Linked DNA regions of Mus musculus: region 2 is linked to region 1. Evidence: chromatin loops called from intact Hi-C (ENCODE). Cell type or tissue: heart. All regions are shown on one strand. Links, peaks and the distances in the headings refer to the core of each region. The heading gives the core; the rest is flanking DNA.

What was found. Peaks named below come from ENCODE experiments on the same cell type or tissue, not always from the same donor. Only the 100,000 strongest peaks of a DNase experiment are listed, where the experiment ranks them.
Region 2: a loop joins it to region 1, with 5 times the contacts of the local background. A loop is called at or near these places in 12 of 42 quality-filtered maps.

What each region holds. Positions count from the first base shown.
Region 1 is chr5:35,344,176-35,352,505 of GRCm38, reverse strand. No RefSeq gene overlaps it. Among named protein-coding and RNA genes, the nearest start is that of 4930478P22Rik, 13 kb to the left of the region's middle. In heart, for the core only: a CTCF peak has its summit at 3,502 (motif pointing right); a DNase peak (open chromatin) is centred at 3,535; H3K27me3 peaks cover 4,770 bases.
Region 2 is chr5:35,046,042-35,054,371 of GRCm38, reverse strand. It overlaps Hgfac (hepatocyte growth factor activator), which reads right to left. Exons shown (of 14, transcript NM_019447.3): 11 at 7,744-7,883; 12 at 7,348-7,488; 13 at 7,108-7,256; 14 at 5,911-6,215. The coding sequence ends at 6,033. Among named protein-coding and RNA genes, the nearest start is that of Dok7, 6.6 kb to the left of the region's middle. In heart, for the core only: CTCF peaks have their summits at 3,641 (motif pointing left) and 5,187 (motif pointing left); no DNase peak of the experiment used is centred there.

The DNA.
Region 1 (8,330 bases), core at 19-8,018:
CTGGGCATATTCCCAAATAATGCTCCACCATACCACAGGGACACCTGCTCAGCCATGTTCATTGCAGCTTTATAATAGCCAGACACTGGGGGGGAGGGAAGCCTAGATGTCCCTTAACTGAAAAATGGATAAATAAAGGGTAGTGCATTTATACAATGGAGCATTACTCAGCTGTCAAAATAATGACATCATGAAATTTACAGGTAAATAGATGGAGCTAGAAAAGATCATCCTGAGTGAGGTAACCCAGACCCAGAAAGATAAACATAATATGTACTCACTTATCAGTAGACATTAGCTGTTAAAGTAAAACACAGTAATGACACAACCCACAGACCCAGAGAGGCTAAGTAACAAGGAGGGCTCTAGGGTGGGACTCGTGGACCTCCCTGGGAAGGGGAAATAGAATATATTTCATGGGTGGACTGGGGGCTGGTGGGAATGGAAACAGGAGAGATCAGGTTGTGAGCAAGAGAGATGAAGGAGAGAGTAGTGGGGGAGATGACTGAAATGGACGGGGACTTGGGGGTGTGGTAGACACTTAGTGCAGTAGAAATTCCCTGAAATCTATGACAATGACCATAGAGAAATCTCCTAGTAGTGGAGAATACAGAGTTGGAATTCGTCATCTTCTACAATCAGGCAAGGCACCTAGAGGTGGGACTGGGACATCAACCCAGCCGAAAGCTTTGACCTACAATCTGCCCTGCCTGCAAGACTGTGCTGGGGCAAGGGTGGCACAGAACTTGTGGGAGTGGTCAATCCCTGATCCCACTTTTGGCCCATGCCACTAAGAGGGAGCCCAAACCTGACACTGCCTGGATGGGCAGGAACCAGAGGCAGGACAGCCCAGAACCCAGGATAGAACCAAACAGGGCTGTCAAAAAGATCAAGGAAATGATTTTTCTGCTATACTCATATATGGGTGCTTAGCCCAGTTGTCATCAGAGGGGTGTCACCCAGCAATGGATGGGAGCAGATGCAGAGACCCACAGCCAAACACTAGATGGAGCCAGGGGAACCCTGAAATGTAGGAGCCAGAGGGGTTGAGGACACACCGAGAACATGGCCACAGAATCAACTAAGTGGGGCTCACAGGGGCTCACAGAAGCTAGAGACAAACACAGACCCTGTATGGTCTGAGTTAGGTCCTCTGAATATGCCTTATGATTGTGTGGTTTGGTGGTTTTGTGAGACTCCCAACAATGGGAGTGGGGGCTGATTCTGACTCTTGCCTGCAGTTGGGACCACATCCAGCTGTGATATGAAGGTCTGTGCCCAGTCTTACTGTATCTTGTTAGGCTATGTTTGGTGGATATACTTGGGAAGCCTGTTTCCCTCTCCTCCTCCCCCTCCCCTCCCCCCTTCCCCCTCCCCCTCCTCCCTCCTCCCCCCCTCTCTCTCCTTCTCTCTCTTTCCTTTTTTGGAAGGGAAACAAAGGAAGACTTGATCAGAGGGAAAGAGGTGGTGGGGGAGGGACTGGGAGAAGTGGAGGGAGGGGAAACTGTGGTCAAGATGTAATGAATGAGAGAATAAAGGTTTAAAAGTTACCTTTACAGAGCCTGAGTGGGAATCCTGCCCCCCCAGGAGCAGCCTAGGCCATCCAGGGCCTGGACTCTGCTCTGTTTCTAAGTGTGGTCTGGGGACCTTGTTCACTTGAATGGAGAGGGCCTTTGGACAACCTGGCTACAATCTTGAGGCCTTCTCTTACATAACCTCCAGGGTAGGATGGTGTCCTCCTGTGAGCCTCTTTCCTCACAGATAACCTTGTTCCTACTTACCATTGGCACCATAGACAGGGTAGGTAGACCACTGCATCCTTCCTCCGAGGTCCCCCAGGCCCACTGTCCTGAATCCTCTCACCAACCTCACTGTCCCTTTTCCACTGGTCTTCATCTTCTGTCCCTCTGTCCCACACAAAGCCCACAGCTCTGGGCTTTGAGTACCCCATTAGAACTACTCAAAAGGGCCAGAAATAGCCCAAGACCAGGATGAAGCACCAGGATCGCTGGGAGTAAGAGGGTGGGATGGGGGTTTGGCATCAATTGCACACTTCAGAACCTACAGAGAACCCTCGCAGGGTCCTTGCATTCTGGGGTCGTCGTCGTGGACCTACCTCCCCATGGGTCTGTCTCCAGGGCCTGGTGTCTCTCTACACTGCCTAGGGGATACACATTGACCCAGAGCAGAAGATGTACAACAGCAGCTCTGGCCTTTCTCCTGAGGGCCACTAGAGATAGATGACTGATCTGAACAGCTCAGGTACCCCTCGCCCCACCCCCACGTAGCTCCCTGTTCTATCTTGTTTCTGTCCTTTACTTTTTTCTCAGCCACTCAGAGCTTTTTTGGTTAGTTTTGCTTTGTGGTACTGGATACAGGTGAGGCCAGCATTCCACCTTCAAGTTCTGGCCCAGTGCTCATGGTTTGGTAGGCAGCAGGTATGTGTTAGTTGGGTTACCTTGTTTGGACTTGGCAGACCTGCATCTTGGAGCTGGTGGCTTCCTGCACTGTGAACCAGCTTCCTCAGTGTTTTTTCATGATCATTTGGAATTCTGAAGGCAGAGTGACCCAGTGTTCACTTGTGTCCTTCTGCTCTGCTCTGTAAGGACAGCTGGGGAGAAAGGTCAGGGGGCCTTAGGGCCTTCGTGTCAGGCCATCTGCTTCAGGTCTTACTGAAGCAGCAGGCTTCTCCTCTTCCCCCACTCCAGGTGCTAGGGGCCATCAGTAAACCCATCTCTGTGAGCCCAGAGCAGTCCTATCTGGCCAGGACTTGAAGGGCCTTTACTGTTGTTTCCTGATCTGATACAGTGGAAGGAGAAGGAGCTGGTTTTACACTTCGAAGCAGAACCTTGGGATGCAGAGCAGGGGCGTGGGGCACCAGTGCACACGTGTCTTCTCCCCTCTTTCCTGGGCAGGGCTTAGCTGCCCGTTTGTTCAGTGATCTTTCCCTTCCCTCCTGTACGGAGACAGGGTCGGCTGTCCTCCTGCACAGGAGTCAGGGTCAGCTCCCCTCCTGCGCAGGGGTCAGGGTCGGCTGTCCTCCTGCACAGGGGTTAGTCAGTTCCTCTGCTCTCTTCTGTGCAGGGATCAGGAGTCAGACATCCTGTGCAGAGGCCAGAATCTGCTTCCCTCTTGTACAGAGATCAGGACCAGCCCCTCTCTTTCCTCCCAGGGAGGGATCAGGGTCAGTCCCCTTTCTTGTGAAGAGATTGGGGTCAGCTCCCCATCTGTGCAGGGTCAGGGTCAGCTCCCCCCAGCCTCAGTTTCTGCATAGGGATGGAAGCACTGTGCATGTGTGCTCTTCCAAGGAGGGAATGCTGTGACATCCCCTTGTGCCAGAGAAAGTGAAAGGCAAAGATCCTGAGTTTACCTTCCAGGCTCATACAACCCAAGCCCTGCGGTCCCATTGGTATCCAGTGGAATCCCTTCTCTTGCTCCACTCTCTTCCTCCTCACCTTTGCAAGGGGAAACGAGTCTAGCTCCCCCTGAGACTAGTCAGCAGGGGGCAGCAAAGCTCTCCCTCAAACAAGGGACTATGTTCCCTTTAGCCAACTCCAACAACCACTGGAGGAAGTAGACTCTGGGTGGCATGTGTGTGCAGCTCTCAGAGAAATACCTGGGGGAGGGGGAGGTACATGGGAACCCAGTAGGAGCTAAGCCAGGCAGACAGACGGATACAGGCCTGAATTTAGGGGTGTTTTTATAGATACATGTGATATATAAAATATTAGAATGTAAGGGATATATAAAATATCAACTATCATCTATTTTCTATCTTCCTACTTCTGCTACTCTGGAGGACTCCACTTAATACAGCTAGTGTCACCATTGCTTTGATGTTCAGCATTCTGAAACTTGACTTAATTTACATAAAGCACCAGGGCAGGTGAACTGAAACCCAGCACTCTGGTAGAAGTCAGAGCTGGGACCGGAAAGGCGGCTCAGTGGTTAAGAGCTTGTAATGATCTTGCAGAGGACTGGACTTCAGTTCTCAGCACCCTCAGGACCGCTTGCATCTCCAGCTCCAGGAGGATCTGACTCCTCTGTCCTCCACAGGTACCTGCATCCAGGAACCCCCTTCCTCCCCCCACCCCCCAAGACACATAACTAAGCAAATCAGGATTAGGTCAACCTTGGTAGACAGGTGACCAAGGGGTGGGGGCTAGAGAGCTAGCATCTTCACTTTTCTTTTTCTCTCCTCACATGGCACTAACTGAGCCTTTTCATCCACACACAAGAAGCAGAGAGAAGGAGAAGCCGGCCTGCAGTGATGCACTTCTGTCAGCCAGGCTCCATCAATGTTCCATAGCCTCCTCAAACCCTGCCACCAACTGGGAAACCACAGGTTCAAACACACGAGCCCATGGAAAACATTCTTCATTCCAATGACTGCAGTCGCCCTGCCAGTCAAGGGTAGATCTGACAGGGTTTTTTTTTTTTTTTTTTTTTTTTTTGTTCTCTCTTTTTTTCCTTTCCTTTCTTCGAGATAGGGTTTCTCTGTGTAGCCCTGGCTGTCCTGGAACTCACTCTGTAGACCAGACTGGCCTCAAACTCAGAAATCCACCTGCCTTTGCCTCCCAAGTGCTAAGATTAAAGGCGTGCACCACCACTGCCTAGCTTTTTTTGTTTTTTAAATTTTATTTATTTTATATATGTGAGTACACTGTAGCTGTCTTCAGACACATCAGAAGAGGACATCAGAGCCCAGTACAAATGGCTGTGAGCCGCCATGTGGTTACTGGGAATTGAACTCAGGACCTCTGGAAGAGCAATCAGTGCTCTAAACCTCTGAGCCGATCTGGCAATTCTTGGTAGTTGTTTTCTTTCATGTCCTTGCCAGCTGTGGACACATGCAGAGGGACTAGCTTGAGGTCATTTACTGCTTCTGAGGACTGTACAGAAAGGGTACCACTGCACAGGCCCCCAGGCATGATGAGGCTGTGTCTCACTCTGGCGGTACATTCACGCTCATGGCGCTTAATGCTCTTACTCCCTTTCCTGTACAAATGTGCAAGTCTCCTGGTGGTTAGTGAAAGCTGGTGGGTGGCCCTGAAGTCACCCCTGCTATGGCCAAACATGGACTAAGTGAGGCAGCTTCACACAGCGCCACCAGCCGGTGGTGATGCCCATGTGCCCAGCCTTGTGCCAAGTGATAGTCACCTAACGTTCAATTCTCCTGAGCCTAGATAGTGGTGGCTAATGCCTCCCCTCAAGGAAAGCTGAGGTTTCTAAAGGAAATGACTGACTCTGGGCTTGGGACAGGAGACACATTGTAGGGCAAGAAAGCAAGGACAAGGTCAATCAGGTCATGTCCCAGATCACTAGAGCAAGCTGAGAGTCCCCATGGCTATAGCCGGAATGACGGAGAGTAAAGTACCACAAGCCTGCCACCCAGGATGCCAGAGAAAGAGCCACAAGCCCAGGCCACCACAGGAAGTGGCTGAGTTAATGAAAGGGAAGAAAAGATCATCTCCCACACAGAGGAGTGCCACATGAACGTCACCAGTGCTCTGCCCTTGAGGAGGGGACTTGACCCCGACTCTTGGCCATGAGTTGTACATAGCAACTTCCATCTGGAAGAATTAAAACAAAAACAAAAATAAAAACGGTGACATTACTGTCCTTGTCTAGGCTATCCAAGTCCACAGCACCAGTGAGGAGTCAGGCTGATGAGGTGGCCTCAGTAGGAAGACAGTGGTATGCGACCTCTCTTCCTTCTCTCAGGAGCCCACAACCCCACCAGGAGGGACAGGCTGGACAAGTTCCACCGAGGGATGGAATTCCTGTTGGGCCTCACCCAGCATGTCTCAGGCTGTCAAGGACAATTTATGCAGAGGACTGTTACCTCCATGAGGAGCCCCAAGGAACCTGGTGCCTCAGTGCCAGGTGTGGTCCTGAGCCAGAAGGACAGTATGTAGAAACGGGCTCTGGGTGTTGTGTAGTCTTCTGTTCATTGTCAGCATGTATATTGGTTCCTGAGCTCTGACAATATGGCTTTCTCTGAGCTGCCCCAGTAGGGGCATGGGGCCAGAAGGGAACTTGGAACTGTATACCTAATTTTGTTGCAGATACAGAAATGGCCAAAAACCAAGTTTGTTCTCTATGTCATCTGTGTGCTGAGGAAGGTTTTGGAAAGGCAGGGAGATTACAGGGGTGTGGGAAGGGAGTCTGCAGTGGCCTTCTTCTGGCTGCATCCAGAATTCAGGAGTGGTTAACACCATTCACGAGAGGGCCATAGACAGAGTAATATTCTGTTCACAGAGAGATTTCAAATGACCATCATCGACAGCCACAGGTGAGCCATGCTTAAAGCCTGGGTGCATAGGAAGGTCTCTCATAAGCATCTGGGATCTCCATTTACAGTAAACGACACTTCTTAGCTCTGGTGTGACACATGGCTCTGTTTTATCAGAGGATAAACCTATCCAAGGCATCTCAGGAGCCACCCAATGACCTCATTCGCCAGAGAGAGGAAGAAGAAAGGGTCCTGGAGACGCCTTTGAGACAGAGCAGCAGACACTACAGAGGGTGAGCACACGGCTACCACGAAGGCGTTTAGGCATGGCTCTCTCCTGAGAAGCCCACATCCACATAGGGCACGTGCTGTCCTTTCCCAGAGAGCCCCTCTCGCCTCTGTGCTTATGATTAAAATTATGTTAAAGTCTTTTAATCAACCCCAGCCCTGCCTCACACTGGCTTGTCTTGAAGTTCTTTTCTGGGGTAAAGTTAAGAATCCTGCATTGTCCGAGTGGAGACCTCTGTGAGGCTGCTGTGGGTGGAAACAAGGGGCTAAGTCTGTACCTACACTCCACTGAGGCTCATCAGGCCAGTGCTGATGCCCAAAGCTTGCTGCCATTCTGCAGGCAGAAGTGGGAGGTGCATGCAGGCACAGGCTGAAAGCTACCCAGGTGGCCCCGGAGTCTCCTAACCACACATCTGGTATCACTCTGAGGTTCTGTTTCTGGTTCCGGGGTGCTCTCCTTGAGCACTCCAATCTGAGTGACTAGATCCGTCTCCTGCCCCAGTCCTTCTCCTGCCCATGTCTCTACGATGCTCCTTTTGGCTCTCCCATTCACAGCCATCTCTCTCCTGTGCAGTCATTGCATACTCAGTCTCTCTGGCTCACTTCCTTGTCCACTCTGGTTCCCTAGACATGCTGGCTGCTCCCCCACCCCACTGCCCCCGATGGTTCTTGCCCAGGCTGAGGACCAGAGCCTCTCTGGTGAGGACTTCAGTGTACCCTTGGCAACCTGTCCAAAGGCACCAGTCCAAGCAGCCATCTCCCCTCCTGCACACACACAAACTGTTGATCCTACCTCTGCTAGAATCTTTAAATTGGATTTTATTGATTGTATGTCAACGGTAGGGTGGGTGTGGCTGGCTCTGCCTCAGCCTGGCCTGGCTTAGAAAACAGGGACCTGGGACAGGAGTAGGAGAGGGCTCCCACGTGACTGGCATTAAAAGGTTGTCCCCTGTTTATAAAAAAGTGGGCCTGGACTGACAGACACTCCTGTCTGATTGTCCCAGAATTAATTACATTGGCCACCTTCCCTTGGGCTGTCTCTTGAACTCTTCCACTCCAGCCAGCATTGGTCACCTGCAATGGTACCCACCTGAAGTTCCTAGCAAGGTGACCTCCATAGTGACCCAGGTAACTGCCACTGAAGCCTCTACTCGATTGGGCGGACCCCCGACTCGCCTGTCATCCAGTGGGCTGCCTCTACAGAACACACCACTGTCTCTAGAGCAGATCTCACAACCCATGGCCAGGGGTCCTAGAGAGCAGAGCCCTTCATGTACGGGGGACCAGGTGAGGCTCAGGGTCAGCCTGGGAAGGCAAGGCTCATGTATTCAGACTTGAAGGCCAGCAAAGCTCCAGAGAGGGCATGGCAAGCTCAGAGGACTGTCTGCAGTGGGGACAGCAGAGGAGACACGATGACTTGTGAATGCTTTCGGGATGTGCGCCACCATGAGATGATGATGATGAGACATCAGGAGTTCAGAATCATGAGGACCGTGCTCTGTGCTGGGCTCAGGCTGGACCGGCTTATGGCCTAGCTGCATGGAGTCCCTTCTAGTCCTTTGAGATTGAGAATACCAACCCTGCCTCATGAGAGAGGAGACAGAGGCACGACATGCAGCTCTCAGGGGATGGAGCCATGCCAAGAAACTGTAAATGTATCCTGCATAACAGGGAGCCATGGAAGACTCTTCAGCGAGGGACAAACCATGAGGCTAGCACTGAGCTGCTGCAGATAAGGGCACAGGGGAGGCAGATTCCAGTCCCTCACCTAGGACGACAGTGACCATCTTCCTCGGGCATGTTGGAG
Region 2 (8,330 bases), core at 9-8,008, 300 kb after region 1:
AGTGCCGAGTGGGTAGAGCTGACTACCACTTCTGAGTCCAGCCATTACACAAACTAAACTATCATGCAAACATTTGTCACTAGTCACATGATGAGAGGAAGGGTATTATGGACTAGATACCCCCACCCCCAGCTCCCCGGGCATTCGCTGATGTTCTCACCCCCATGTGACCATGAAGACGTGGAGCCTCTAAGAGAGTATTTACGGTAAATGAGGTCATACACAAGGGCCCTAATCTGTTAGGACAGGTGTCCTTATAAAATGACAAAGAGATCCCGAAGAGTGCTCTCTCTTCTGCACACAGAAAAAGGCATAGAAGGGTCCATCAAAAAGGCAGCTGTCTTCATACGGGGAGGACCTGGGGGCTGAATTTGACGGCCCCTTGAGGATGAACCTCCAGCCTCTTAAATTGCCAAATAATAATTTTTATTTTAAGGAAATAGGTTTATTTCGTGTGCTGCAAAGAAACCAAACATGGCAGTAACAGAAGGGCTGCCTGTTTCATTGCCTAGTCTTTTCTGGGCTGTTCTGTCCAGGCAACTGCTATCTTTTAGACCTGGAGTGGCTCCCAAACCCCACATGCCAAAGCTTGGTCCCAGCTCCTATTGCTATTGGAAATAGTGGGACCTTTAAGAGGGTGGGGCCTGAGAAGGGTCTTCAGGGTGTGACAGGGAAAACCGGGTTCTTCCTCTGTCTCTTTTGTGCCTTAGCCTTCAACTGAGAGCATTGCTTTGCTGCATAGGTCTGCTGCAAAGGTCTGCTGCATAGGTCTGCTGCAGGCTTGAGGCAAATGAGGACAATCACGGTTAAAAGCCCTGAAGCCATGAACCCGAGAACCTCTCTCTATAGGCTAATTAGTTCAGATGGCTAATGACTGCCCTGGAGTGACAAAAACAGCAACCAATGCCACAGGCAACAGAGGAAGAAAGTGGCTGTGCTGGGGTTTGAATGCGCCCCCTATGATCACCCTTTGGAGACGTAACATTCAAATTCCTAAGTTAATAGTATTTGGAGGTGAGGCTTGGGTGTAGGGGTTAGTGTCATCACAGGAGTGGGACCCCTTGATGGAATTAATGGCTTTGCAAGAAGGGGAAGAGCTCTATCTCAAGCTGTAACATCCTACACCACATTATACTACAGCACAAGGCCTCAGCAGACACCCAGCAGAAGCCAGAGCCACGCTCTTGAAACTCCAATCCCCAGGGCTACGAGCCAAATGAACTTCTTCATAAATTATCCAGTCTCAGGTGTTCAGTTATAGCAACACAAAATGACCTAAGATACCTGCAAAAAATTCCTTCCCTACACCTGCCCCCCTTAAAATGTGGTCATGCATACCCTCACACCAAGAGATGAACGTCTTCACCTTCTAAACCTGGCTTACTTTGATTAAAGAAAAAGGCCAAGGAAAGCTCACCCCCACTTTTCTTTTTGTAGCATTGCCTCTGTCATGGGAACACGCCCAGGTGAGTTTGCTAGGTGATGAGATTCATATGGTCCTTCCTCCCCGAGCTCCAGTCAAGAGCCACCCATTCCTGAGGTATAAAAGCCTACAACCCACTGATAACCCCAAAGCCTACACTATGGAGAGTCCAGTTCAACACAGAAAAACCACCCTGCAGAGTCTAGCCCATCCCTAAAAAGCATGAACTAGATAAACGGCGTTGTTTCATGTCTCTGAGCTCTAAGTGCACTTGTGTTCCAGAAAAGACTTTCTGAAATAACCAGCATGGGAGTGGGTGAGCATCAAGACCTATGAATCTCTGGGATTCCTGGAGAGATGAAACCTGAATCCCTGAATCACCATGGGAACCCTAGGGGAACATGAACCTAGCACACAGAAACAGGATGGAATGACCTCACCTGCATACCATGCCTTCAGCTTCGTACCAAGATCAGGCAGCACAGAAACTATTAGGTTAGCTGATATTCTACAAAATAATAACGGTTATAGCAGATTTCTCAATGGTAGAAATGGAAAGCAGGAGCCAGTGGTATAGATTCCAAATGATGACAGAGAATAACTTCAGATTCAGTGTAACAGCTGAAATTCAGCAGTAAAAGAATCCCATTGCCATAGCCAAATGGATCCCTCAAAGCCCATGCATTAGAACCTAATCCTCAAATTCTCATGTTTCTGGTATCTAGAGGTAGAAGGTAATTGGGGCTAAATGAGGTCCCAAGAATAGGGTCCTCTAATGGTATTAGTGGCCTACAAGAAGAGGAGAAAGAGACCTGAGTCAGTGGCTTGCTCTGTCTCACCACGTGTTGTCCGGTTCCATGTTACAATTCTGCACAAGGCCTCAGCAGATGCCCACACCAGTCTCGAACTTCCAGCCTTTGTTCTTTAGAATTAATTAGCTAGTGTTAACTTGACACACACCTAGAGTCAGCTTGGGGAGAGGAAACCTCAAGGAACGGCAACTGAAGAATTTCCCAGATCCACTGGCTCGTGGCCATGTCTGTGAGGCATTTTCCTATTTCCTAATTGATATAGGAGGGCCCAGCCCACAGTGGGCGGTGTCAACCCTAGGAAGATGGGCCTGAGCTGCATGAGAAAGCTCAGCCGAGCAAGCAAGGGAGGCAAGCCAGAAAGCAGACTCCCTCCATGGTTTCCGCTACAGTCTCCTGCCCTGACATCCTACACTGGGCTATCTTAATAATGGACAGCAACTTGGAAAATGAAGTAAATTCTTTCTCTCCCAAGTTGACTTTGGCCAGTGTTTTATCACAGCAATGGAAAGCAATGAGGGAAGCTTGTCTCAATGCTCCGTTATAGTAACAGAAAATGAACTGAAACAGCCACGTACAACTCTGTGATAATACAAGCGAGATCTCCTCAGCTCTTAGTTGATGCAGGGTTCATCCTCACCGTTACCTGGATTTGGAATCACCAAGAAGCTGTACTTCTGGCCGTGTCTGTGAGTCCATTTCCAGAGAAATTTAACTTAGGAAGGAAGACCACTGTGATGACTATTCTTGGTTGTTAACTTGACCACATCTGGAATCAACAAATGGAGGGCACATCTGTGAGGGATTTCTGCTTGGATCCACTTCTAGTCTGGGTCTTGAGGTAGGGAGAAGACACACACCTTTGATCTGGACCTTGAGGCAGGAAGAGCCACCTTTAATCCGGGCCATACCTTTTGCTGGATGCCTAGGCATGGAAGATGGTAGCTTGCTCTTTGCCTGCTTGCCCTCACCTTGCTGGCATGTCCATTCCTTCACTAGCATTAGAGCCCACATCTTCCAGATTCCAGTGTCTACTGAAGACCGGCTGAGACATCCAGCCTTGTGGACTGAGCAACTACTGGATTCTTGGACTTTCCATTCACAGCTGCCCATTGTTGGATTATTTGGACCACAGCCTCTAAATCATTCTAACAAATCCCCTTCCTATAGATGAGATTCATTCTGTAAGTTCTGTTACCCTAGAGAACCCTGACCAATTCAACCACCCAGAGCATGGGCAGACCAGTCTGTGGGCTGAGGCTCTAGACTGATGAGAAAGATGGCTCGGCAGTTAAGAGTGCAGGCTGCTCTCCCAGCAGATCCAGATTAAACTCCAGCATCCACATGGTGGCCAGCAACCATCCTTAACTCAATTCCAGGGGCTCCAATGCCATCTACTGGCCTCTCTGGGCAGGCACCAGGTATGTACATGGTGCAAACACGTATATGTGAGAAAAGACGTACACATTTTTAAAAAAAAGATAACAAAATAAGTACCTAAAAGACGAAAACGGGCTGAGTACCATCATACTATCTGCTTCCTGATTGTGGACACAGGGCAACCAGCTGCCTCAGCTCCCACTACCACACCTTCCTGCCATGAAGGCCTGTGTAGGAATGAACCATCCTTCCATCTCTCCTTGGCTTGATTCTACCAGGCACATCTAAACCTTCCCCTCTTGACTTTAAGTTGACTGTCATGGCTACAAGAAAATAAGACAGTCAATCTAAAGTCTAAATTTTGGAGGACACGGGCTTCAGAAGAAATGACATCCACGACTAGAACTATTTAAAACCATGATTCAGGAGACACTGCTCTAAAGAAAAGTCCAGGCCAAGTAAGATTATCGATAGATCCTACCAGCTTCCTGAGAGCAGAGCGTCCCAATCATGTCTAGCATCTCGGAGAATTTTGAAGAAAAAAAGGAATCCTCTGGAGCTTATTATCTGAGTCTATAGAACAGTCATTTAAAGGACACAGGAAAAGTGATGGGTGGGTTACACACACATAGACACAAATAAATCCAAAGCAGTAAAGCAAGAGAAGCCATGTGTGGCTGCCACATCTCAGTGGGCTGGTACCCTGGTAGGACCAACCAACTTGTGGTCAAGTGTGAGGGGATCAGGGATGGCTCAGTAGTCCCAGGTGGTTATGGAAGGGAGTGTGTTCATATACTTGGAGCCACTCTCCTTGATTTACGGCCTCATTTTCTCCCTGAGTCCAAACAGACTCACCCATCTGTGCATACCTGTACGCTAACTTTCTTTTTCTGTGCTGACTCCAGTCACTCTGGGTTACGGCATTCTAATTGTCACCCAGAAAAACTCAAATCAGCCTACCAGTTCCACTGGCTCTTAGTTGACTTAAAGGTTCCTATTTTGGGGTTCATACAACTGGGGACTTGCTATCCCCACACTTCCATGGAACAAACTGGACCAGTAGATCAACGTCAGCAAGCAGCTGGCCACCTGATTCCTGCTGCCTGGGTAGAACACACCAGTCTTGTCTGGACTACACCACCCAGATTTCTGGCTGCAGTTGTAAACTCTCCAGGACTGAGAGTTGTGGACCTGGCAGAGCCAGGTTCCTTCTGACCAGGAAGAATGCACTGGGAGCAGACTCAGCTGGACCCTCAGTCTCACAGGATGTCATAAGAGTAGGATGAGGCGGTGAGAGTCATCCACAGAGAACCTCCTGGTACTTCAGGTGGTAGAAGCAGAGTTCATGGATGGGTAGTGGGCTGAGCACGTTATGACTTATGGGTGGGCTGGGGCAAAGGTCTCACTCAGAGATAAAGAGACTCTAGTTGGGACATGGCAAGATCCTGCTGCCGTGTGAGGAACAGAACACAGTGGATGAAGCTGCAGAGGGCAGAGCAAGGAGCACCTCAGGTCAACCGAGGAGGACAGACGTGGGGAAAAAGACACTGAACAGGGTGCCATCTGCTGGTCCCACTCAAGCCACGTGGTCAGGAACCGTGGGCTTCCCTTGGTCTCTGTCTCCCAGTCCGAGTGTGCTAGCTTTGGGTACCCACAGGGATGGCTGGCCTCTGCCCTATCCTAACCTCTCTCCCTTAGCTGCCAACTTGCTTTACAGCACCTCTATGCACTTCCTCAACTGGAGATGAATTCTCATGCCAGAGACTTTGGAGACCCTTGGGACATAGCCAGCTCCTCCTACAGCCCGAAGGCTCAATGAGTCTGTCCCTGGCTCCCCCACCACACCATTTTATCCTTTCCAGAATAAGCTAGCTTCATATCCTGTCTGGACAGAGGCAAGCCAGGCTCCTAAGTGCTTAGGATCTGCAGTACTCAAGTTACTACACCCCAGATATGGGCCCTGCTCCTCAGGTCTCCTTCAGAACTGTCATAGCTGATGGGAACTTTTGGAAGGCTGCCATCTTGAAGCTATCTTCTTTAGCTGTTTGATGCAGGTCCTTGTTCATGACCTGTGGAACTGGACTTGGCTTCAATGTCTCACCCCAGTAGCCTGGAGTGCCTGGACCCTGGACACATATCTGGGTTGAGCCTAGAGGAGTCTGATTTTGACATCCCACCTGGCCCTGTGGGGCCACTTTTGTGAACTGGGAGGCTCCTAACCACACCCAGGAGCTACATTGGCTTCAGGCACCACTCCTGAAGCCACACCATCTATCCTGAAGGCCCAGGTCATACATAGCTTGGACACAAAGAGCTGCCTGGCTCAGGGCAGTGCCTCTGTGAAGCCAGGTCCTTGGAGACAGTTTTATTGTTGGTAGTAGAAGGGGTACTATGAGCATCCCTTCCTTGGGGACCGGGGTTCAGGACGTAGCCACGGGTCGCTTGGGCGGTCGAATACGGTCGTTGATCCAGTCCACATAATTGGCCACACGGGTGTAGACTCCTGGCTTGTTGAGGCGCCCACAGCCATCACCCCAGCTGATGATGCCATACAGGTAAGCCACACCATTCTTCTCACAGACCAAGGGCCCACCTGAGTCCCCCTGGAACAGAGACTAGGCTCAGCTGTCTGTGCACCAGCAGCCAGAGTCCTGACTCAGGATCACCTAGGCTTCCAACCCTGTAAAGATCCTGAAGTAATAAGTGAGCAAGAGTCTCTGGTGCTCACAGGATTTTCAAGGCTGACTGCCTAGGGGCAGATGACAGGTTTTTCTGAGAAGTGTGGCCTCTCTTCCTGACCCCAATCAGTCAGGAATGTGTCCTATTTCCAAACGTTTGGGAAAGCTTTCTCACCTCTACCACCCACAGCTCTGGTCCTACTCTGTGAGGAATGAGTGGGCAGTCCCTGCGTGCTAGGCCACCGTATGAAATGCCTCCTCGTGCCTGGCATGCTTTTCTTACATCTCCTAGAACCAGTGCTACTGTCCTCTTTCCTGGGAAGCCCTCATTGTCCCAGCATCAAGTTCCGTCCACTTGACCCTGTATCACTTCAGAAAAGGGATCCAACCTCTCTAAGACTCGGTTTCTTTGCCTGTTTAAAGGGCATAAAACAGCCCCTCCATGGTGAAGCAGGTTGACACGTAACCATGACCATGGCCTGGCCTATGAAACCCTTGACAAACATTCACTATTGATTGATTGATTGCTGAGGATTCAAGAGAAATCTGGACAGAGCATTGTAGCTTTTGAGGTCCGATGTCATGTGGACGGCCCTAACTGTTGCCTGGACAGTGGGGCTTTAACTGGACTCACTTTCCCATCTGTTTAGACAGCTCTCTTCCTACTGTAAGGATGCCTTCCAGGAAGTGCCAAGTGCTCCACAGTGCGTGGACCCTCTGCCTTAGGTTCCCCGTTAGCCCCAGACTCCCTAGGAGTCAGAAAATTCCAGTAATACCCCATCTGTGTCATCTTGGTGGGGGCCTGGCAGCAGCCTACCTGGCAGGCATCGGACTTGCAGTCGAAGTAGCCGGCACAGAGCATGTTAGGGCTGATGTCAGCACCATATACCTCTGGGCTGCTACACTTGTGGTCAGCAACAAGAGGGACCAGTGCCTCCAGCAGGGAGTTGGAGTAGCTGCTCACATCTGTGGAGGACTGCACTTTCAGGGCAGGCAGGTTTGTTGCCTGTCTTCCTCCCGCCTCGACGCCCACTGGCAGGGACTGCCTTCCACTCACTTTCATCCATGTGGCCCCAGCCTGCAATCTGACACTTGTGTCCAGTAGGGAAGGAGCTGCCTGCCTCAGGCAGGCAGATGGGTTGAACAAACTGGGAGCGGACAGCACAGCGCTCTCCCTTCTTCTTTAGCCGGATCAAGACTGGGAGGGAGAGAGAACAGGGGTCAGCCTGTGCAGTGAAGCCCACCCCAGACAGAAATCCATAGCAGGCAGTCCCATGAAATGGGTAGAGGGGAGGTAGGTGGCTGGTGGTCTGAGAGACCAGAGGAAGGGCAACAAGATTTCTCTAACTCCTCTTACTTCTTCCCCTTGTGTCTGCCCAGCTCCTACCCTTGACTGGGCTCTAGCTTGGGGCACACAACCTCACCCCCCACCTTGCAGAGGCCCTGAGCTCACCAAGGTCATGGTTGTTGGGGTTGAACACCGAGTACAGGGTGTAGGGCACATACTTCTCAATGCCAAATGTCTGTGTCACATCCGTGGTGCGGTTGAAGAAGTGCTGACCCAGTACCACTGTGATGCTGTCCCTGGGGGGGCTGCACAGGAAGCTGGCAGGAGTGAAACCCAGCCCTCTCCACGGCACTATCAGGTCTCCCCAACCTTGGCCCCTGTACTTTGTTGGTCATGGCCAAGCAAGAGGGTCCCAGCCCTGGGAAAGGTCTGTAGACATTTTCAACCCATGTGACAGTAGAATCAGGACTGACAAGGGAGGCAGAGCCACAGCGACCCTGGCCCAGGAGCCCGAGCTTCATGGGTTTCATTGATAAACCAGTAGAGCCTTCAGACAAGGTCTGCTCTGAGAATAAGTCCCATGGATGGAGATTTGATCTGCCTATATGCTGTGCCTCGGCCTGGCTTGGTCTGGCCTAGAGGATCCTCAGGTGCAAATGCTTTACCCCCAGGGCATGAAGCTAGGAGGAATTGCTGGGCTTTTCTATTCAGTCCAGGTAGTCTCGGTGTCTCAGGCTACAGCCGTGTTAGGT